Regions from separate parts of the Homo sapiens genome. Here region 1 is linked to region 2. Evidence: chromatin loops called from intact Hi-C (ENCODE). Cell type or tissue: breast epithelium. All regions are shown on one strand. Each heading gives the region's core, and the rest is flanking DNA. Links, peaks and the distances in the headings are about the cores only. Region 1 overlaps PGBD5 (piggyBac transposable element derived 5). Region 2 holds the start of LOC124904542.

What was found. Peaks named below come from ENCODE experiments on the same cell type or tissue, not always from the same donor. Only the 100,000 strongest peaks of a DNase experiment are listed, where the experiment ranks them.
Region 1: it touches region 2 in a loop (14-fold over the local background); 1 of 110 quality-filtered maps calls a loop at or near these places.

The regions. Positions count from the first base shown.
Region 1 is chr1:230,407,843-230,415,842 of GRCh38, reverse strand. The region is part of intron 1 of PGBD5 (piggyBac transposable element derived 5); the gene reads left to right. Among named protein-coding and RNA genes, the nearest start is that of PGBD5, 14 kb to the left of the region's middle. In breast epithelium, for the core only: no CTCF peak of the experiment used is centred there; no DNase peak of the experiment used is centred there; H3K27me3 peaks cover 801 bases.
Region 2 is chr1:230,262,448-230,278,950 of GRCh38, reverse strand. GALNT2 (polypeptide N-acetylgalactosaminyltransferase 2) reads right to left here. Exons shown (of 16, transcript NM_004481.5): 12 at 16,286-16,378; 13 at 15,946-16,029; 14 at 13,584-13,710; 15 at 4,387-4,506. It overlaps LOC124904542, which reads left to right and starts at 6,841. Exons shown (of 5, transcript XR_007066928.1): 1 at 6,841-7,281; 2 at 9,226-9,316; 3 at 10,457-10,648. RefSeq lists enhancers at 9,707-10,215, 10,216-10,725, 10,726-11,234, 11,235-11,745, 12,834-13,334 and 1 more and a silencer at 10,242-10,471. In breast epithelium, for the core only: no CTCF peak of the experiment used is centred there; no DNase peak of the experiment used is centred there; H3K27ac peaks cover 1,684 bases.

The sequences.
Region 1 (8,000 bases), core at 1-8,000, 140 kb before region 2:
TATATGTGGGTCAGATCAACTAATTTATAACAAGTCCCTTGCAAAGGGCTCTGAACCAAAGATGATCATTGCATAGCAAACCTGTCTTCCCCCATTGCCTTGTATTCTGGGAAATGGCTGCACCTCTTGGAGTGAGATGGGACTGCTGCCTGGTTTCTGAACAGTGCAACGTAAGCAGACGTTCTCACTGAGGTCTGTCATCTGCCTGCCCATGGGGGAAGAGAGACCCACATGGGCAGATGACAGGCCTCACTGGGAAGTGGTCACTGCACTCATCTCTGCCAGGCAGCAGACAGGAAGCCAGTAGATAAATTCAATTTTGATGTTTCAAAGCCTCCAGCAAGCTTCCCTGGCAAAAGCAACTGCAAATGGAATCTGTCACCTTAGGAGTAACCAGATAGGGAAGAAGGAGAGACCTATTTTCTCAAGTTTGAGAAACAGGGTTACAAAGAGAATATAAAGGATCAGGATACAGGGAGATTTTTCTGGGAGGAAAGACTGTCAACAAGTGGAATCACCCAGAGTGGTTAGTGGGCATCTTTCTTATTTGAGCACTTTTTTTTTTTTTTAGACAGAGTCTCGTTCTGTCACCCAGGCTGGAGTGTACTGGTGTGATCACAGCTCACTGCAGCCTTGAACTCCTGGGCTCAAGCAGTCCTCCCACCTCAGTCTAAGACTGCAGTCTCAGCGGAGACTACAGATAGGCGCCACCATGCCCACCTAATTCTTTTTAATTTTTTTGTAAAGACAAGGTCTCACTATGTTGCCTAAGCTGGTCTGAAACTCCTGGCTCAAGCCATCCTTCCACCTCTGCCTCCCAAAGTGCTAGGATTGCATGCATGAGCCACTGCACCTGGCTTATTTGAGCACTTTATGCGTTTGGGGAAGGTGACATCTTCCACCAGTGCCATCTTAAATAAGTGTTCCCAGGAATTCCACTGCTGAGTTTGTGGGTGTGGATCACATGAAGACGTGAGGTTCTGTGAGTAGACATTCACTTCAGAATGCACATGTAAAGCAGTCTTCATCTCCTTCCTTATCTGACGTAATGACATTTGCTTCCTTCAGGTCCCAGCATCGAAGGTGAATACAAATGTCCTATTTGGTTTGCTCTTTAGTGCTGATATTTCAGCTGAATTGCCTGTGTGTTTTCCTTGGCTGCATTTTCTTAGGCGAGCTGGGGTGTTGGAGCACAGCCTGTGGCATCTTAGGGGGATGTGCATTCAGAGTGCCAGTGGAGACCTGGAACAGAACCTCATTGGAAATTGAGACAACAGTTGTTTTTCTTTAAGATCGAAAGAGGTAAATTACAGGTAAATAATAGCAAGGGTAAACTCACACCTTGTATTATAAATGTATAGACTCGGTCTCTTCCAGAAGTGTAGCAGAGAAGAAATACAAACATTCTGAAAAAGATTAGGTAAATTTAGGAAGAAGGCAAATGACACTGGGGAAATTGGAATAGTTGAGAGAGTGCAGCCCCCATTTCTGAAGGTAGTGTGTGGGATGCTTTGGTGGGAAGGAGGGAAGATCCGCGGCTGTCTTTGGTTCTGCCTGTCAGAAAGGCATTGCGATGTGCACAGAGCTTTGGAGACACACAGACACTGGTCCCAGCTCTGCCTCTAGATTGTCATCTCCCAGAGGGGTGACTCCAGGCACCAGATGGGATTATATAGGGTCCTACACAGGAGACATTCAGCCAAGTACCCTTTGTACTGTCTCTGGTGGGCTCCTAAGAGTGATCCAATGTTCGTAATCCCAAACGACTAACCTAAGTCACATGCACCTTGGGGTGTGCCAGCGTTCCTTCACCCCATCAATTTATCAGCTGCAGAGGTAGAAATTTTAACATGAAACGGAAGTAGAACAGCCCTGAGAAGTTTTTGAGTGTAGGCTTCATATCTTCTTTCAAATACATTTCATACATTTGGCAGATATTTATAGAGTGCCTACTCTGCACCAGGCACTATGTTAAAAACTGGGGATTGATAAGAAGCAGAGGTTCTAGCCCTCAAACAGCATAACTCCTGGTGGTGAAGACAAACGGCCGATCCACAGATAGTTGTGATGCAGCGTAAGAGGTGCTGACACGAGCAGGTTGTCCTAGGTCCTAAGGGAACACCCAGCAGGAGACAGCGTGAAGGCATCTTTAGAGCCACAGAAAACATGATAGATGCAGATGGTACCAAGGGAAACCAAAGGATGACATGAAGTTTCATGCAGTATATTTTTTTAATGATTTAAAAAATCTCCATTGCATTTGCTTTTTTATACCTGCTCTCAATCATAATCTTGTCTGTTTTTGCACATCCTCCCTCTCTTCCCCTCCCCGCCCTTTTATGAGATGGGGGTCTGTGCTCTGTTGCCCAGGCTGGAGTGCGATGATGCGATCACGGCTCACTGCAGCCCCTACTTCCCAGGCCCAAGCAATCCTCCCACCCCAGCCTCCTGAGTAGCTGGGACTACAGGTGTGTGCCACCATACCTAATTTTTTGCTCGAAATTCTGCTCCCTAACAGCTCCAGAATATCTCCCTCTGAGACAGAATAGGGAGGTTGGCAAGCTGGGAGTCTGGTTCCGGGTGGGAGTGTGGATGGCTGTGCCTGAGTTCTGAGCGGCATGCCACCAGTAGTCTGATTCATATTTCCATTAGGGAGTGCAACTGAAGGTAATATTTACCACAAAGCACAGTAAGTCCTCACTTAACATCATCAGTAGGTTCTTCTGCAACTTTAAGCAAAACAATGTACCGCAGGCCCTTGAATAATGTCTTTTTGTTATAATGTTGATGAGAAAAAATACTGGTTTTCTTACATTATTTTGCTTAAAGTCACAATTTCCAAGAACCTGTTAATGACTTACTGTATGTTACCCTGAAACTTGGACTGGGAAGGCAGGTGGTGGTTGTGGATTTAAAAACAAAAGGAGGACTTTTTATTAGTCGTTGTGATATTGCATGCAATCTTTAAAAAAATTATGCATGCGAAAATATATACAGTTGACTCTTGAACAACACAGGTTTGCACTGGGTGGGTCCACTTATACACAGATTTTCTTCCACCTCCACCCCTGAGACAGCAAGACCAACCACTCCTCTTCCTCCTCCTCCTCCTCAGCCTACTCAGTGAAGATGATGAGGATAAAGACTTTAGGATGGGCCGGGCGCGGTGGCTCATGCCTGTAATCCCAGCACTTTGGGAGGCCGAGGAGGGTGGATCATGAGGTCAGGAGATTGAGACCATCCTGGCTAACATGGTGAAACCCCATCTCTATTAAAAATACAAAAAATTAGCCAGGTGTGGTGGTGGGTGCCTGTAGTCCCAGCTACTCGGGAGGCTGAGGCAGGAGAATGGTGTGAACCCAGAAGGTGGAGCCTGCAGTGAGCCAAGATCACGCCATTGCACTCCAGCCTGGGCAACAGAGCGAGACTCTGTCTCAAAAAAAAAAAAAAAAAAAGACTTTAGGATGATCCATTTCCCCTTAATGAATAGAAAATATGTTTTTTCTGCCTTATGATTTTCTTAATATCACTCAACAGTAGGCTATTAGTAGTTGAGTTTTGGGGAAGTTGAAAATTATACATAGATTTTCAACTGGGTTGGGGTCAACCCCTTAACCCCTGCATTGTTCAAGGGCCAACTGTAATTTCGTTGATAAGCATTAATATAATATTATACATGGTTCTTGACTGGAGTCCTTTTTCTGACCCTTTTCCCTTTTTTGTTGGAATTTCCCTCCCTTCTCCTTCTCTATCTCTGTCCACATAACCCATGTAGAAAACTTGGTGCTCATACATGAACACATTTTTGCATACATGTACATGTGTAGGGTTTTTCTTTTTGGGGGGAGAGTTCATTGTTTAACAAATACGGGTTTGTTTTATATACCTTTTGTCAAGCTCTTCTCATGAATATCTTCTATTTTACTTCATTTTTAAAAACTTTTATTAAATGCCTTTTTAGCATTTGTTGCTATTATTCCTATGATTCTGTAGTCTTTTCCATAATTAATTTGTTGACGAAGTGAATTTTATTGATTTCCTGGTACTGAGGTACCCTTATGTTCCTGGGATAAACCCAGGTTGGTCTCAGTATGTAGTTCTCTTTGATACACAGCTGAATTATGTTATTTGCTAATATTAGTTCAGAGTTTCTGTAACAAATCAATCATAAGCCAGATTTGTTAATAATTTCTCATCTCTCAAGTTTGGGAATTAAAATTATGCTTGGCTTCATAAATGAATTGGTTTATTATTTCTTAATTGCCTTTTGCCATTTAATAGTAGAATCACGGGTTAGATAAAACTCAGCTGTGAACCTGTCTGGTCATGGTGACTTTTTCTGATTTTTTCCACTTACTGAATCAGTTTGATGATTTATATTTAGGAAATCATTTGTTTATTCTAAGGCTTTCAAATTTGTTGACATGAAGTTCCATGCAGTATATATTTTTAATGATTTAAAAAATTTCTACTGCGTTTGCTTTTTTATACCTGCTCTCAATCATAATCTTGTCTGTTTTTGCACATCCTCCCTCACTTCCCCTCTCCGCCCTTTTTTGAGATGGGGGTCTGTGCTCTGTTGCCCAGGCTGGAGTGCGATGGCACGATCATGGCACACTGCAGCCTTTACTTCCCAGGCCCAAGCAATCCTCCCACCCCAGCCTCCTGAGTAGCTGGGACTACAGGCGTGTGCCACCATACCTGACTAATTTTTTTTTTCCTTAATTTTTTGTAGACAGGGTCTTGCTATGTTGCCTAGGCTGGTCTTGAGCTCCTGGGCACAAACAGTCTTCCCACTTCAGCCTCCCAAAGTGCTGGGATTACAGATAGTGTGAGCCACTGTACCTGGCCTCTCTCCCTTTTCCTTTACTCTTCCCCTACCTTTCCCCTCACCACCCCCACCACACTCACCTTTTCTTTATCTTATGCTTAATTGGGCATTTGAGGGGTTTTTCTATTTTATTGGTCTCTTCAGAGAGCCAGCTTTGGGCTTACGTGTCCTTTTTTATTTTTTATTAGTTTGAACTTTTATCTTTTTTGTAAAATCTTCCTTTTGAAGTAGAAGCTGTCCTTTTCTAATTGCTTAAGATTAGTGCAAAGTTCCTTTTTATTTGTAAAATACCTTCATTAATATTGAAGGCATTTGACACTAAAGTCTCCTCAGAGTAAATCTTCTGGAGTGTTCTATAAATTTTGATATGAAGTGTTCTCTTTTCCCTTGCTTTCAAGATATCCTCCAGTTCCCCTTTTGATTTCTTCTTTGATCTAAGAATATGTTTCTTAATTTCTAAGTAGTTAAGATTTTTTGGTTACCTGATTATTTAATCCTCATTTTATTGGATTGTGATCAACGAAGTATCCTTTAAATTTTTAATTTTAAAGGTTTGCAAAGGTTTTCTTTGTTGCCAAATATGCAGTTAATCTTTAAAAATGTGGCATAGGTGTAAGAAAAAATATATATTCTTATTTGAGGGAAGTAAGGGTATCTGTTGATCTATTTCTCTTCTTCATGTCTTTATTATTTTCTCTCTGGGAAATATTCTCATTTGAGAAATAACTTTTTGTCATGTTCTTGAATTTTAAGAATTTTTAGTTGCTGTATTATTTGGTGCACACATACGTCTACCTTTTATATTTCTTCCAAAACCATGCATTTAGTAATACCACTCTATCCATCAGTGCCTTTAAGCTCAAGTCCAGCTTGTCTGCTGTTAATTTTGCCATCCCTGCCTTCTTCTTTGCATTTGCCTGGTATCTCCTTGTTTTGTGTATTATTTTCAACCCTATTTGTCCTTTTAGGTATGTCTCTTGAACAGCATAAATTTATATATATTTTTAACACAACCTTATAGGCCCTTTAGTTGGATAAATCAATATGTACACATTTAAAGTAATAACAAACAGGCTTGATTTTATTTCTTCCACCTTATTTTATTGATTCAGCTTTTTTTCTCATTTCCCCATTTTTGATATTTTGATCAAGTTGTTTATCCTTTTTTTTTTACTTGATAATATGGAAGTTCTTCACTTTCCATTTTTTTAGTAACAGCTTTATTATAAAATAATTCAGCCATTTAGTGTGTACAATTCAGTGGCTTTTAGTATATTCACAGTTGGTGAAACTATTTCCATCACCCCATAAAGAAACTTTAGCCATCTAAATTACCATTAATCTCCTTTCTGTCTCTTTAGCTTTGCCTATTCTAGACATTTCATATACATGGAATCATAATATGTGGACTTTTGTGACTGGCTTCTTTCAGTTAGTGTAATGTTTTCAAGCTTCATCCATGTTGTCACATGTCTCAGTATTTCAGTCCTTTTTCTTGTTGAATAATATTCCATTGAGTGTATATACCACATTTTATTTATTCATCAGTTGAACATTTGGGTTGTTTTCACCTATTGGCTATTATGAATAATGGCAAAACCTTTATGTACAGGTTTTCGTGTGGACATGGTTTTCATTTTTCTTGGGTATATACCCAGGAGTGGAGTTGCTGGGTCATCTGATAACTCTGTATTCAACGTTTTGAGAAACTACCAGGCTGTTTTCCAAAGTGACTGTACCATTTTACAATCCCAGTGGCAGTGTATGAAGGTTCCAGTTTCTTCATATTCTTGTCAGCACTTGTTAATGCCTGTTGTTTTGATTCCAGCCTTCCTGGTAGGTGTGAAGTGGAAGCTCATTGAGGTTTTGACTTGTGTTTCCTGAATGACTCATGATGTTGAGCATCTTCTCATATGCCAACTGTCCATTTGCATATCCCATTTGGAGAACTGTCTATCAAAGTCTTTTGCCCATTTTTAAATTGAGTCATTTGTCTTTTTATTGAGTTGTAAGAGTTCTTTATATATTCCGAATATTCCTTATATAGTCTTATCAGATATATGACTTCCAAGTTTTTTCTTCCATTTAGTGGGTTGTCTTTTCACTCTCTTCATGATGTCCTTGGAAGCACAAAAGTTGTACATTTTGTGACATCCCATGTATCTATTTTTCTCTGGTTGCTTGTTTTTGGTGTCCTAGCTAAGAAACCACTGACAAGTTTGAAATCACTGAGATTTAACCCTATGCTTTCTTCTAAGAGCTTGATCATTTTATGCTTGCATTTACATCTTTGGTCTATTTTGAGTTTTTTTGGTATATGATGTAAGGTTTCCATTTTTTCTTTTGCATGTGGATATTCAGTTGCTTCAGCACCATTAATTGAAAAAAACTGCTTTTCCCCCATTGAATTATTTTGACACCTATGGTCAAAAATCAATCGATTGTAATTTATTTTCTATTTTAATAACTGTCCCTTTCTTCTTGACTACTTCGCAATAAAATATGTATTGCTCTACAGTCATTTGAAAACAGTATGCTATTTCCCCAGGTAAGACTACTTTCCCCTCAACAAGACCTTCTATATCAGGAATTCTTATTTAACTTTTATCATACTCAGTCCCAGAGATTGATTGTTCTTTTACATTACATGCATACATACATACAAGATACATCAAATATACATTTTTGTCCAAGTGGGTAAATGTTTGCTTAAGTCAAGACGAAGCCAATTATGGAAGGAATTTCTAGGATACAAGAGTACTGCCTGAAATTTTGTTTAAAAAATTTATACTGTATTAGATTCAAAATTATAAAGGTTGACAATGTAGTATAGATATAATAACCTCTCATGCTGTCAGTGGCTTGATTGTACCTGTAGTCACTCTACCACACATTTGTGAAAATTAAGAGCGATTCAGTTGGGACTGGGGACTGGGCAAGGCAATTTGGGCTACAACTGTGAACACAGGGTACTTCTGCCAGTGACGTCTCCACCATTCTCTCCAGCAGTAGCTCTCTAAGGTAAAGACTTACCTTCTTTTCATCTCCTAGACTTGAGGATTTGACCAATCCACAGGATGATGCAGTTTCATGGACACAAACCCATGAACAAATCCTTGGTTCACTGCTTAGAGGTATTCTTTGAATATTTTTAGGAGTAAATTTCAGA
Region 2 (16,503 bases), core at 2,432-10,431:
AAAGCTTGATCCAGTGATGGTTCACCCCAAGAAGGGATCCACACAATGCAGGGCCAGATCCTCCCCTGGCTGTTGGAAAGCAGCCCTGCCTGGAGGCCTTGGTCTGGGCACCTCCATGCTCCCACTTAGGGCTTTCTGCTCGGGGGAGCCAGAGGAACGGTGTCAGGCCAAATGTCAGGAAGAGAGATGGTTGTTTGAACAGAACATAGCATTGAGAAGCCTATTTCTATGTAGTCTGTTCTCTACTGGTGTGCAAGCTCCTTGGTGGATATGAGAAACTTGTCTCTGCTACCCTTGAGCCCCCTGGTGCTCTGTATGGCAGGGACCAATGTTTGCTGAGTTCTGAACATGCCGCTTGTAAAGTACAGGGTACGATGCCTCTTTACTAACACTCAAATCAAGCGAACAACCAAACTCAACCCACATACCCGTTACCCACCAACTAAGCCAGAATCAAAGTGCACAACCCAGCCTGAAGGAAATCTGAGGAGCCCTGTTTAGCAAGTAACATAAATACCCCTTTCAGCCTGAGTGCAGGCGGCTCACGACACTAATCCCAGCACTTTGGGAGGCCGAGGCAGGAAGATCGCTTGAGGCCAGGAGTTCAAGACCAGCCTGGGCAACATAGCAAGAACCCATCTCTACAAACATTTTTTTTAAAAAAAATTAGCAGGGCATGGTGGTGCATGCCTGTTGTCCTAGCTCCTTGCAGGCTGAGGTGGGAGGATCGCTTGGGCACAGGAGTTCGAGGCTGCAGTGAGCTATGGTCATACCCACCCCTGCACTCCAGTCTTAAGCAACAGAGTGAGATCCTGTCTCTTAAAAAAAAAAAAAAAAAGAAAGAAAAACAGAAAAATCCCCCTTTAAAAATCTCTAATGTTTGTTCTTAAAAAAAAAAAGTAACATTTTTTTCTTCCCCAAAGCTCGTTTCAAATAATGAAGTCTGTGGTTCTAATTAATTTTTTATACTGTGTGCACGAAAGCTCCTTCACCTAAGTATTTTTTGCAAATCCTTTTGACATTGCAGAATTAAATTTTCTCACTCCTGCCTCCCTTTCCCCTTTGACTCTGCAAATATGCACAACATATGAAAACATGGACGTGCCTGGAAACCAAATGTTCCAACTGGCAAAGCCAGTTCAGTTCCAAGATAAAATTTGCTAAGGAGCTTCCTCTTGAGGGGCCAGTGAGTGAGGCAGGGAGGAGCCGGTGCAGGCAGAGGAGCCCAGTGCTGGGGACCCGACCTGCGCGAAACACCACAAGGATGTTGTCACTTGTACCCTGCTTTCCTTATTTCCGTCCACCTGCTCACCTGGAGTTCTTGCCAGCAGGGAAAGACAGTGCAATCAGAGGAGCCGGGGAGGCTTTTGCTAAGTGCCTGTCATTGCCTCTTTCATTTCCAGCTCCCTCGTTGCTGTCAATCACCCCTCATGCTGTTTTTCCCCATTGTCATGTAAAGTGTGTATGTATTGAGGCTGCCCTGTTACTCTGAGCAGCCAGGAATCTTCTCAACAAAGAATTCGGAATGAACGGAATCTGATTCTGGCCACTGGAGGGACTGCCTGTCATGTGTCAAAGCATCAGCTAAATCAAGAACCTTAGAAAAACAACAACAAAACCCCAGCTCCGTCTCGCACAGGTGGCCTTGTGGGCTCTGATCTGTCTGTCTGATGGGATTGTGGTTGGGGGTGGGGAGCGCAGATTTTCAAGGCAGTCAGACTCTACTGAAACAGCCCCCACATCCTCTCTAATAGCCTGAGTCTTGGGGTTTAAAACCTAACAGATCCCCATTTATACATGCCATACATCCAGAAAAACTTATTATTTATAGGTCTTTTCATGCTTCACAAAGGTCCTAAGCCGTGTCAGTTATGGTTCCCCAAAACTGGGACTGAAGCAGAAACACCTGTCAATTCTTGAAATTAAGCAATATTGAAGTAATATTTGTTTTTTAAAAAGGTGTCAACTAAAGTCATCACTTTATCAATCCATTACATCCAAAGACATCTCTGCTCCGTTACATCCCAGGGGAATGTGTTTGAGACTCACCCAGTACTTGGCTCAGCAGATGCCAGCCTTGCCCTCGAGGAGCTTCCTCTCGAGGGGCCAATGAGTGAGGCAATTTCTAGGTGGTTTGGGTCCAAGCGGTGCTAGCCTTCTCTTGTTTAACAGGCACTCCCTTACACATTTTGGTATCAAGTCATCAACACAGATGGACATTTAGAGATGCGGATTGTGAGCAGAACCCTAGAGAGGGGCTCCCACTGCCAGGACAGGCTGGGACTCTGCAGAGCAGGGAAGGAGGAGCACCCAGAGCTGGCGCAGGGGTTTGGAGACAGACAGGTGAAAGAGGGCCCTCTGCAGGCGTCTCCCTGACAACTGGGGTCAGAACCGGGGACTCGGTCCTGGCCTTGGTCTTCCCAGATGACTCCAGGGTGGAGGCAATGACTTTCTGAGACTTTTCTGTTGTGAAATCAGGGTTAGACTAGAAGCTGGCTTAGGCTCTTGGCTCCAGTAGGTTCTGTGCCTCAGTTTCCCTACATCCCATCTATCTCTAAGGACCGACTGTAAGAACAGGGGCAGGCACTCCAAGTATGGGCATACAGGGAGGACCTTTTGTGCTTGCATTTCTATTCCTGACACTAACTGTTACCCCATGCCTTGAGAAAGGGTGTGTCCACAAGCTGCCACAAGGGAATACGTCAGAGAAAACCGGCTTACAAGGCAGGTAGAAAGTCTATTCTGAAATGTTTAAAGAAACTGTGTGTATATGTGTGTGTGTGTATATATGTATATATATGTGGTGTGTATATATATGTATATATCTGTGGTGTCTATATATGTATATATGTGTTTATATATGTATATATATGTGGCATGTATATATACGTATATATATGTGGCATGTATATACGTATATATATGTGGCATGTATATATACGTATATATATGTGGCATGTATATATACGTATATATATGTGGCATGTATATATACGTATATATATGTGGCATGTATATATGTATGTATCTGTGGTGTCTATGTATATATGTGGTGTTTATATATGTATATATCTGTGGCATTTATATATGTATATCTATGTGGCATGTATATACATGTATATATGTGGCATGTATATTTGTATATATATGTGGCATGTATATATATGTATATATCTGTGGTGTATGTATATATGTATATATATGTGGTGTTTGTATATATATATGTGGTGTGTATATGTGGTGTGTATATATATGTGGTGTTTACATATGTATACATGTGGCATGTATATATGTTGTGCTTGTATATCTATGTGGCGTATATATATGTGGTGTTTATATAAATGTAGCATGTATCTATATGTATATATATGGTGTGTTTATATGTATATATATGTGGCGTTTATATATGTATATCTATGTGGCATGTATATATATGTATGTATCTGTGGTGTGTGTGTGTATATGTATATATATGTGGTGTTTGTATATATGTATATATGTGGCGTGTATATATATGTGGTGTGTATATATGTGGTGTTTACATATGTATATATGTGGCGTGTATACATGTGGTGTTTATAGATGTATATGTGGCATGTATATATATGTATACATATGTGGTGTGTATATATATGTGGCGTTTATATATGTATAAATGTGGCATCTATATATACGTATACATGTGGTGTGTATATATGTATATATGCGGTGTTTACATATGCATATATGTGGCATGCATATGTATATATATGTGGTGTTTATATATGTATATATGTGGCAGGTATATGTATATGTGGTGTGTATATATGTATATGTGGTGTGTATATATATGTATATATATGTGGTGTGTATACATGTATATATATGTGGTGTGTATATATATACGTATATATGTGGCATGTATATATGTGTATATATGTGGCGTGTATATATGTATATATGTGGCATGTATATATGTATATATGTAGCATGTATATATATGTGGTGTGTATATATGTGTGTATATATATGCTCACATATATACACACATAGACACACACACTTGCATTATGTATCGAGTACCATCCATGTGAACATTAATCATTTAGAATTTTTGTAAATTGAAATAGAAAAAAGTATTTGATGAATAAACAAAAGTAGATAATTTCTCTTTAAATTTTCAGCGGCATAGGGAAGAGAATGAGAATATAATCAGAAATAAGCAACATTAGGTTTGTGGCTTAAGTCTAATAGGGCAGCTAGACATTATTCACAGTGATGCAAAAGAACACATAAGTACACGCAGAGATGGATGCTTTGAGAGGCAGCACAGAGCAAGAGGGCGCAGGCCGTGGCTACCCTGGTCTGGGTTAATCACGGGCACCCACGGGTGCCTGCAAGCCGTACCTGTCTGCTGTCATTTTCTCGGCAGCCCTGCAGCTTTATAAGAGAGCCCGGTGCCCGGTCCACCACAGTAAGGCACAAATCCATGTGCTTCACCGACTTCTCCTTCGTCAAGGCCCATTCCTGGAACACAAAACCAGAAGTCAGAGGCGTGCTATGCACCGGGCTGTGAAAGGAAAGAAGGGGCATCGATGAGGGCTCAAAAAGGAAATGGGTCACGGGGTGGAGCTTAGATTCAGAACCCCTGAGCCAACTGAGAACGAAACAATTACTTTTTGCCTAAGGGCAAATTTATAACATCAGAGATGTGGGAGAACCTCACAACTGAGCAGTAAGTTGGCTGAGTGATGTGCAGAAGTGCTTTGAGGACCTCAGTAACTAAAATAAAACTATTAACTATTTTAGCCCCAAATACAAGTTAGACTGCCTTGTTCATTTTTCTATAATTCAATGTGAGCTGTAAAAACTGTGGCACAAGCTTGGTTATACACCAGGTAGACAGTTGGCAACTGGTCCACCCATGCTATTTTGGAATGACTCTGCCCTCATGCAGGTATGGCCTGCAAACAGCATTGATGAATGTGAACTGTAGTAAATAACACATTGCATATGTAAGCAAAATATATCGTGTATAGCCTCCTAAGTGAATGCTAATTGATCTATGGGTGCTCATGAAGCCCTCTGAAAACTGGAGGAATAGATCTATGAATTTCTTTGAATACATTACAGCTAAATTTAATGGGGTGCTATGTGCCAAGCATTATTTTAAGCCCTTTATACAACAGCTCCATGAGGGCTATTATTATTCTCATTTTATAGATGAGAAAACTGAGCTAGAGAGTGTTTAAATAACACACCATGATGTTAACAAACAAACACACACATATATGTACAAACACACACAAGTTAAAGGCTGTGACAGGGTGAGAGGACAACCATTTTGGATACTAAATGAGACATGGTCCCAGGTGGCAGAGGAGGCCGGAGCCTGTTCCAGGCAGGGCCACAGCAGGGACTGGAAGGTGAGGCTTCTGACCATCACTCTCCATTTGTCCCACTCAAAGGGATGAACACCCCTTAATATCGAGGGGCAGCAAGGCCCTTTCCAGTTTAAAACCCCACAGGGACTCACTATCCACTTCCATCCCCTTCCTCTCTAAGCCCCAGCACGCTGCAGTGGCCCTCCCCTCCGTCTGTCTGTCTGTCTTTCTATCGGTCTGTCCCATGACCACCTGCTGCACACCTGTATGACACCGGCGCTGTCACAGAGCCAGGCTCCCTTTCTAGTGGGGAACATGAAAGACACACAAATAAATGTATTCTGCAACTTCAGGCACTATTATGTGCTATGAAGACACTGTTTTTTTCTTGGTTCTTGGAAACAGAGGTAAGGAAAGGAACAAATAGTGTTTAAAGAAGCCTCACTGTCTAGTATCTGTATCATGTTGGAACAAATAGTCCGTCATTAGAAAAACATTAAAAGGTGAAGATGCAGCCCGGTGTGGTGGCTCAGGCCTATCTATAATCCCAGCACTTTGGGGGCCAAGGCGGGAGAACTGCTTAATGCCAGGAGTTCAAGATCAGCCTAGGCAACATAGCGAGACCTTGTTTGTACTAAAAATAAAAAATAAGTTGACCGGGTGTGGCAGTGCATGCCTGTGGTCCCAGCTACTTGGGAGGCTGAGGTGGAAGGATTGCTTCAACCTGGGAGGCCGAGGCTGCAGTGAACTGTGATTGTGCCACTGCATTCTAGCCTGGGTGACAGACCGAGACCCTGTCTCCAAACCGAACTGAACCGAACCGAACCAAACCAAACCAAACCAAACCCTAAAGATTCTAGCATTCAGACCTTATACAACCACTGGCGGGATGCACCATCTCCAGCTCTCAGCATCAGCAGAGGGGATGCAGAGGCACGGACACCCGTCTAGGAATCAGTGAAGACACCTTCACCTGTCTGAAGACTTCCTCCTCCCCTAACAGGGAGGGAGGCTTGGGCAAGCCTGCTCACTTCCCGGGTCTTCCATTTTCTCACCTTTTAATTAGTGTTCCTCACATTCTACTCTGTGAGGAATCCTAGGAAAGACGGATTCTAGGTCAAATGAATTTGGGAAACAGACTTTGTGCTGTGTTTATCTCTCGGAAATTCAGTCTATTAAAGGCTCTGAAGAGTCCTAGAGTAGAAGCACCTGCTTGGCCTGTGCACTGTAGCATTCCAAACACGGCATGGAGGCAGCCCTGACCCACCCAGCCCTGCCGGCCACCTTCTCTGGGGAAGGCCACCCGACCCTGAGTCGAATCCCAACATTCTATGATGCTGTCATTCAACATGGGTGAGTTCCAGCCAGCTCTTCCAAGCACCCACAGGCACTCACGTCACCCATACTCTAGGACAGTGTGACATCATAAAAATAATTATTTGGTCTCTGGCACAATCACAAGGCTCCTAAAACCCTTGTCATTTCCTGAGCCACAGGGGTTTTAGGAGCATCTTTCATTCTAGTGTTTGGTCTTTGACCCCGGTTCCCAACAAACAGCTCCTACTCCCTTGGAATTTATTGGGTGATGGGAGTGTCTTGTTCTAATGAAGCAACTCTAATGGGCTCCTGGACGGGGCTGGTCACCAGAAAGACCAGGTTATGCTGAGAAGCTTGAAACCGTCAGTCCCCCGCCACCCCATCCTCTGGGAAGGGAAGAGGAGCTGGAGATCATGCCCATGTGATGAGGCCTCCGTCAAAGTCCTTGCACTCCGGGATGTGGCTGCCGGACATGCGGAGGCGCTGGGAGAGCGGCACACCTGGAGAGGGCGTGGAAGCTCCAACACCCCACCTCCACACCGCGTGCTATGCATCTCTCCCGTCCAGCTGCTCCTGGGTTTCAGTCTTTCCTAATGAACAGGTAAGCCACGAAGTAAACCGTTTTCCTGAGTTCTATGAACTATTCTTGCAAATGAATGAATTCAAGGCGAGGTCGCGGGAGCCCTGATTTACAGTCAGACAGCAGGTGACAACTTGGACTTGTGACTGGCATCTGGAGTAGAAGCATCTTGTGGGAGGAAGCCCATAACCCGTGGGGTCTGTGCTAACTCTGGGTAGGCAGTGTCAGAACTGAGTTGACAGGCATGACACTCAGTGTCCGCAGAGAATTGGAGAATTGGAGAATTGCTTGGTGTGGGGGGAAAAGCCCACAGGGCTGGTGTCAGAGGTGAGAAGTTTTGTGAGAGTATAAAGGAGGAAAAGCAGCTTTTTTCCTATTCACTGGGTCACAGAGTATGGAAGGTGTGGAGTGTAGAGAGGAAGCCGTGTGTGTTTCCCATAGGCAGATGGCGTTCAGGATGGAGAGGGCCAGGAAGAAGCACATTGTTCCGTCCCTGCACTCACAGGGGCTGGGGACACCACCAGGATGTGTGAAACTGTGGTACACAGAGACGCCCACTCACAGTGAAGAGGAGAGTCCTGAGTAAGAGGGACAACGCTGGTATGGAGAAGGGTTCCAGACTGTCCCTGGCAGCAGGTGTTGGCGGATGCTGGATGGTCTGCTGACACCCAGTTAAAGATCATGTCTGAATGTTTTTACAACCTCCTTGCTATTGTGTGCTTAATTACTGTAAAGCAGACTTTACACAGGATTCCAGAAAAACTAATTCAGCTGGGCAAACAACAGAGCTAGTTGCCGTTTTGTTCTTCTGTTGCATTTCAATTATCTGAATTTGTAAAATAAAGTTCATAAATATTTAAGAAATGCTTTTTTGAGCTGCCACTCTTAAAAGGCATGGCCATTAATTTTCTCATTTCCTGTGTGTCTGCCAAGGCTCAGCCGGAAACCAGATAACAAACCTCACTCTTCCAAAGCACCAGGCCCTATTTTCAGTTGGGAAATATTACTTACCCTCTCGTTTCTCATCCGTGTCACACGCTATGCAAAAAAGCATCACTTTCTATCGGTTCAGAGAGGACTCACGCACAGTGGGTTTGTGAGCTGGAATATCTGAGCCGTACTGTCTAATGTGCTAGCTACAGGGCACCCAGGGCCATTTGCATTTAAATTCACCAGAATGAAATGAAATTAAACTTGTAATTCACACTAGTCATATTTCAAGTGCCCAGTTGCCACAATGTGGCTGATATACTGAATGGCAGATGTAGAGCATCCCCATCATAGCACATGGTTCTATTGGAAAGTACTGATAGTAGCCCACTGGCCCCAGACTGGCCCAGGCAGTAAGGTGCTCCCAAGCTGAGGGTGTAACATACATCATGTCATCCTGCCATCTCACATCACATTGTATGTGCTGATGTGTTCATCTTTCCACTAGAAAACGCTTGCTCCTCAACTCCTATTTTTTAAAAATTTTTATTTATTTTTTTGAGACAGAATCTCACACTGTCACCCAGGCTGGAGTATAGTGGTGCGATCTCGGCTCACTGCAACCTCCACCTCCCGGGTTCAAGTGATTCTTCTGCCTCAGCTCCCCGAGTAGCTGGGATTACAGGTGCCCACTACCATGCCCAGCTAATCTTTTGTATTTTTAGTAGAGACGGGGTTTCACCATGTTGGCCAGGCTGGTCTCGAACTCCAGACCTCGTGATTCACCCACCTCAGCCTCCCAAAGTGCTGGGATTACAGGCGTGAGCCACCGTGCCCGGCCCTAATTTATTTTACATTATTTTAGGAACATGGTCTCACTCTGTTGTTCAGGCTGGAGTGTAGTGGTGCAATCACAGCTCACTACAGCCTCGACCTCTTGGGCTTTAGCAATCCTCCCATCTCAGCCTCCTGAGTAGCTTGGACTACAGGCACAGGTCATCACAACTGGCTAATCTTTTTTTTTTTTTTGTAAAGACGGAGCTTCCCTATGTTGTCCAGCCTGGTCTTGAACTCCTGGCCTCAAGCAATCCTCCTGCCTTGGCTTCCTAAAGTGCTGAAATTACAGGTGTGTACCACTACAGCAGGCCAAATCCTCATTTAGAATCACTTGTTAGCTCTTAGAGATCTGGTGGTGCCCTCTGACCCTAGACAAATTAGATCAGGCTCTCTGGGCATAGCACCTGGCATCAGCATTTTGTAAAAGTTCTCTGGGCAGGCTGGTTGTGGTGGCTCACGCCTGTAACCCCAGCACTTTGGGAGGCTGAGGCATGTGGATCACTTGAGGTCACGAGTTCGAGACCAGCCTGGCCAACATAGTGGAATCCCGTCTCTACTAAACATACAAAAATTAGCCGGGTGTGGTGGCACGTGCCTGTAATCCCTGCTACTTGAGAGGCTGAGGCAGGAGAATGGCTTGAACCTGGGAGGCGGAGGTGGCAGTGAGCCGAGATTGCACCACTGCACTCCAGCCTGGGCAACACAGCCAAACTCCGTCTCAAAAAAAAAAAAAAAGCCTGGGCAACACAGCCAAACTCCGTCTCAAAAAAAAAAAAAGAAAAAAAAAATTTCTCTGAGCAATCCCAGGATGTGGCCATTGGAGGGGGACAGAGAGTGAGCAGGGAGTCAGCACTTACTGCTGGAAAGGAAGGGAAAGCCCACATGTGAGAACAGTAATGGCTGCACAACAGCAAGAAGGAAAAGCAAAAGCAGAGTGGGAGACACACCCTGCAGACCCGATCTTGTTCACTCCTTGGCACAGCCCTTTGCTGACCCCTGAAGTTGGTGCAGAGGCAAGGAATGGGCGCTCTGTGTCAAAGGTCTGTGCTGTGGCTGCCCTCAGCACTGTGCAGAGAGGAATCCTGGAGACTCTCTACTGGGCAGGACCGGGGGGTGAGGGCCACAGCCCTGAAGGCGGGACACAGGCTGTCCTCCTGAGGGCAGGTGAGGAGGGTCACAGGCAGCAGCTACACAGACAAAGTCTTTGGTTCCCGTAGACCTGCCACCTCCACAGGGCCCAGACTCTGTCTCGTGTTACTAGCTGTGCGGTAATTAAGGTGCAATGCTGGCGGGGGGTGAGCCAGTCACAGAGCCTGACGCACAGGGGATGAAGCTGGGGCCCGAGACTCTGATGACGAACTCTCTCGGCCGGGGCCTGAGCACACGCTTCTGTTTAATGTGCTGTAGCGTAAGGTGTGTCGCTTTCCAGCAGAGGCGCTGACACAGAAAGGAGTGACCTCTCCAACCTTCCATAAATCATCAGAACACTGCAGAGTGACAGTGGGAACTCCAGAGATTAAACACGGAGGTGAGGCTGGCCAGGGATCACAAGAGGCCCAACACCCAGACAGTACGGAACCTGGGTGGGCACCTCGTCCGTTTTGTCATCCACAGACCAGAGGTAAGCTTCACCCAACCCTACACGAATTATCCACATGTCTGCATTTGGTGAAATCTGCATTAATGCTGTGTGATCGACCAAGCCTTGCAGCACCGTCTGTCCGGTTTAGATGAAACCCAGCTTGCTGAGAATGAGACCCATCATTTCCCCCTCCCTCACAGAGCTCCACTTTTCTGAGGGCATTTCGGTGGATTTTCACTATGGTTCTAGATGGAAACACATAAAACATCTCTCCCCAAGCTCACTGCTTTCCAGATCTCAAGAACAAAGCCCAAACCATGGAAATAAACACGCTGTTATCAGTGTAGAAGGAACACAGCCAGCGGAGACGCCTCCTCCAGTCACACCTGGACCACAGCGGGACCCACAGCAGCACCGCACGGCGCCCTCCATCACCTCTGAGTGAGTCCCCTGGGCCCCCCGCTTCCCAGCAGTGACTGAGAACACAGTTAACAGCAGGGTCTTGGATGGAGGAGCTACAAGGACACAGAAGCATGGACACGGTGGGGATGGCACCTTCCCCTCCGCCTCTGCCCACCCCACCAATACCAGCTGGCTCCTCCTCCTTTCACCCGCTTCGTCTTCCACTCTGTTTGTTCTTCCCTCCCCCTGTATGGGTTCCTCCCTCCAGGTGACTCCTGACACGGGTGGGGCCTGTGACGAGTACCCAGGGGGGCTGACCTGCTACAGTGTGAAATACCTAAAACTGGTCCCTCAGGCTATAGCTGAAGGCTGGCTTGTGTGTGCACCCACACCTGAAGCCTGCTCCCTGGGGAGTGTCCTCACAGCCCAGAGGCTACACACAGACGCCAGGCCCTGGGAGCCTGGGAATGGCATGCAGTCCTGCCACACAGCAGAGGGAAGCCCAGTGATTAAACATGGAGGTGAGGGCAGCCGGAATAACAGGAGGCGCAGCCACCTGGACAGCACAGAGGTGAGCAGGTGCCTCCTCTGTTTCATAACCCACAGTGGCTCCTCTGCTCAACTGTGAGTTCTGGAAGGCAAGGGATTGCTTTGTTTGCCTTCTAATCCCTTTCTCTAGCAAAATAGTACTGCCAAGTAAAAAACCCTCCAACAATATTTATCAAAAGGACAGAGATCAATGATATGAAGTCATGTACACGAAACAGAGAGCAAAACAAGCTCTGCATCTGAGTAACAGAAAAAGAAGAAAGAAGCAGCACATGAGTCTAGGTGCATGTGCACAAGGAAGAGAGGGGGACTGAGCCCGGGAATCAGGAGAAGAGAGCTGTTGTGTGAGAACGTGATGAGCATATGTGCTATTGTGTGTGTGTGTGTGTGTGTGTGTGTGTCACACACGTGCACAGGCACTGGAAGCACACTCATATCTGTCGGCAAACCTGACCCATTGGCTCTTACCCAAACATAGCATCACATTTAGCTATTCTGAACCATCGAGACTGTTGACGCTGATACGGAGAATCCAGGATCAACTCTACCAAAACCACACGAGAAAATGAGGCTCTCTCTCATTTTCTAACTCATCAACGCCAAGTATCTTCTATTTAAGGGCTGGAGATTTAGGGGAACCAGGGCCAGGCCCTGGCTACCTGCCCCATGCCCATGCTGGATGGGGACTGGCCCAGTCAAGCCCCAGGCAGGCAGGTTCCTCTCTCTCTTCTAATTTAGGATGTCCAGGCCATTGCAAGTAACTGCTAAAACCACATCACCAAGTGAAGAAAGGAGTCAAGGTATTTGTGGATTGCAGTCTGCCTGGACACTCACTTGGGAGGAGGACCCAGCTTTACACAAAAGCACATGCCCCCTTTCAAAAATACTTCCAGTTAAAGAAAGTTAAGAAATCAATACATTCAGGATACACACACGGAGTTAACCTGCCTTTTTTAAAACTGCAGGCTCTCCCAGTGCCAGGCAAGTTTTCAGGAAGGGGGTAAGAGCACACAGGATTACCCTTTGGTGCATGAAGCTCACATTTCACCCAATTCCTATTATTATCTCATGGGAAAACTGTTTTTAGAATCCGAAGTCTCAGCTGGGCCCATCAAGCCTTCATTTTGTCTCTCCTTTGCAATGATGGGAGAAGAGAAGGTAGTGGGTTTTTCTGTTTGTTTGTTTGTTTGTTTTTTGAGACAGAGCTTTGCTCTTGTAGCCTGGGCTGGAATGCAATGGTGTGATCTCAGCTCACAGCAACCTCTGCCTCCCGGGTTCAGGCAATTCTCCTGCCTCAGCCTCTCGGGTAGCTGGGATTACAGGTGCCCGCCACCACGCTTGGCTAATTTTTTTTTTATTTTTAGCAGAGATGGGTTTCACCATGTCGGCCAGGCTGGTCTTGAACTCCTGACCTTAGGTGATCCACCCACCACAGCCTCCCAAAGTGTTGGGATTACAGGCGTGCGCCACGGCGCCTGGCGGTTGTGCATTTTTATGCCTCTCAGAAAAGGTGTGTATGTGTGCAATGGAAGCAATTAATACTGAGTATCTTCTATCTTAAGCTATTATCTAACAGGCAGGGGCTATAACTAGCAGCCGCCTTAGTGCCCACAGTTAAGAATCTGTTGTATAGGCATACCAGGCAGGAGGTGTAGACATCATATTCTGGGGCCAGACGCAGAGGCAGAATGGGTGCTTTGCGGTTGAGTGCACATGGCCGAGAGGACAGAGCTGGCAGGAAGACCAGGGCCCTGCAACCAGCAACTGTGACCAGTGCACCCTTGCCGCTGCAGCAGAGCCTGGTCCGAAGCTGATGACAGAGCTGATGCACCAAAGTGTGTGACATTCTATCTGGCCCTGGTGCTGGCTGCCAAAGAGGCTGTGGCCAGCAGGAGCCAGGTGCTTCCTCATAGACATCACCCATCCCAGGAGAAAGGTGGCAGCTGGGACTTCTAACATCAGGACCCCCCCAACTCCTGCTCTCTCTGGGCCTGCAGGTGACCTGGCTTCCCCATGCACATACCTGGTTTCCCCCAGCATTGTGACATTCATAAACTCCAACCACACCATCAGCAAAGTGTCCCAAAGTGTCGAGGCAGTTAGTTCCCTGCTGCAAGGCCCCAAAAGCTATATCCTGATGGTCTGGAACCCTGAAAAACAACGTGAGAATCACCTGCTTCACTGCACATGACCACCAGCTCCCGTCCACCAGCCCCTTTGCTCAGTGGCCTCATGACAGGTGACAGGAACGAGAGAAAGACCCAGTGACTAGGCATCGTGCCTCTTCCTACCACAGGTAGTGTGTGTCAGGGACACGGCATTTCTCCCAGGCTCTGGACTTCCAACACTTTAAGACTGTATGTTGCAGAAGTATTCTTTATATTCTATATCAGGTCATTTTTTTTTTTTTTTTTTTTTGGAAAGGAAGGAAAAGCTCCTGATACTCTTCAATGTTAGTCTTATTGGAAGTCATTTAGAAAATCAATGTGGTCAGATCCTGTTGCCTTGAACTTTCCAATACACTTAGGATCTGACCTTTATCCAGTAAAGACGGGAAAGGTGGGCAGACTTGTCAGGTGGTCTAATGTGAACAAAGCCACAGCCACGGGGAAGAACAACGTGCTTCAGAACCAGATCCAAACCTCAGCCCACCTCTGCCAGGTGCTGGCTTTCAGGCAAGACTCACTTTCTCTGAAGCTCGATTTGCCCTTTGGTAGGCTATGGGCTACCCAGATCTGCTGCAAGTGTTACATAGAACATTTCGTGTAAAGCACACGGCCCAGTGCCTGGCTCGTAGGAGGCACTCAGTAAACGGCGGTGATATTACAGACACAAAACACGAGGCTGATGTCTCCCTCACCCCCCACAGACAGGGGAAGCAGATTTGCCAGCCAGGATGGTGCTCAGTGCCTCAGATGTGGTCTTCAGTGGGTGCGGGGCCCAGTGTCACTACAAACCATGGGTGACCTCTGTGAGAAATGGCAGTCAACTGTGACTGAAAAAGCAAAGTGAGTGGCATGGTTGGGTTAAAATCCACTGAATTGAAGCCCCTCTTTGGCTGACGGAGAGTTGATGAGCAGCCGCCTTAGTGCCCACAGTCAAGAATCTGTTGTATAGGGACACCAGGCAGGAGGTGTAGACATCATATTCTGGGGCCAGACACAGAGGCAGAATGGGTTCTTTTGGGTTGAGTGCACATGGCCGAGAGGACAGAGCTGGCAGGAAGAAGACCAGGGCCCTGCAACCAGCAACTGTGACCAGTGCACCCTTGCCGCTGCAGGTGACCATCGCTGGTGACCATCTGGTGCTCTCAATCCCCAGCAAAAGCTGTCCTGCACGGCAGGGATCCGAGGGAGAAGGACGCTGTGTTCTCTCCTGTTCTCCTCCTAGGGGGCATGGGCCACCTGGCGCCTGGCATGTTACTTGAAAAGCAGAGGAAACGGTTCCAAAGAGCCAAGTGAGCGAACAGGAGCAACAGAGAGAGGCCGCATTACCTAACTGTCCAACAAATCTCCGTGACAAGGGCTCTGAAGGAGCTGTTAGCGGAAAGATAATGGTGGCAAGTCTTGCGTTCGCAGGCACTGTGCTGGAGATATGTGAGCCGCTGTAAAATGCTCTGGGAATATTTAGAATAAGGAATGTGCCGCATTAAGGCACGACCTGCCTGACAGTCCCTTTAAGAAGATGAAGTGCAGATGGCTCCTCCACCCCAGCGGATCTATAGGTCTTCTCACGAGGTTATCAGCAGGTCCCTCCAGATGGGGAGCTCGTATTCGCTTAAAACAAGAGGCTGGGTGTGGAAATAATGCTCAGAAAGGTGTTTCTGCCATGAATCCTCCGGAGGGACGTGGGGCAGCAGCATTATTACTTCCGTTTCACATGTGATTAACCTAGCTGGGAGGAGGGAGCCTCGTGGGGGCTGTTATCTGCTGGCCCACAGGAGCAGCAAGGGTGAGCGCAGCAGATCGGAGGCATGCAAAGGCGCCTGGCGGGGGGATCGAGGGCTGGCTGCAGACACTGCATGCTTGCGGAGGCTGGGGACTGCTCCTGGTCACTCGAAGAGCCTGTCAGACACCAGTCCTTCAGGTCACCCAGCCCATCACCTTGCCAATGGAGAACAAGCCAAAAACAAGGTGAGGCCCGGGGGACTGCCTCTGGGACTCCGAAGCATGGGAGGGCAGCTCTGCAGGACAGAGACAGCAGCAGGCCAACTTGGGAGCAGATTCTCAGCTCCACACCATGGAGTGAGACCACAGGCTCTCACTGGGGCCCAGGTGCCCAATCTCATGCCTGCAGCCCCACCTCCATTTCCCCTCTGCTGCTTCTATGGCCTTACTGGCTTCTAAGCCCTTACAAAGTGAAACCCCAGATCCCTGGGGACTTACCTTAACTCTGGATAGACATTTTCAAGGTACCATTTGAAAGGCTTGCAGCTGAGTTTCTTCCTAAGCTCCAATCTGCTCTGAATACTGGAGAAGAGGGAAATAAGATTCCTTTATAAATTTTAAGAATAGATGGGCTTTCTACATCAAACTTGAAAATCTGCTGAGGAGAACAGGGTTGGGGCAGGTGGTGTGGTGTGGACTGCCCATGCTCCTGTGCCCACAACCCCTTCCCGCCTTGGCACCTGGGTAGCTGAATTCAACGCTGGGGGCAGCCCCTTACCTCCCACCCCCACACCCCAAGAATCCCCAGTAATTGTGAGAAGGCAGAACTGCCACTTACTTTCCATAAGGAACGTTTCTAGCAGAAGGCACTGCTGCATAATAGAAATTTTTGTATTCATCCATCCAGACCTCTGCTGCCCGGCGGGTGTTTCTAGAAAGAAAATAAATCTTGAGGTGTGATTTCCTTTCTTTCTGTCTGCATCACTCCATTTGCACCTGTCTGCTGGCGTGTGACTGAGGCGGCTCCCTCTGGGTGTGCAGCAGCTCCAGCTGGGA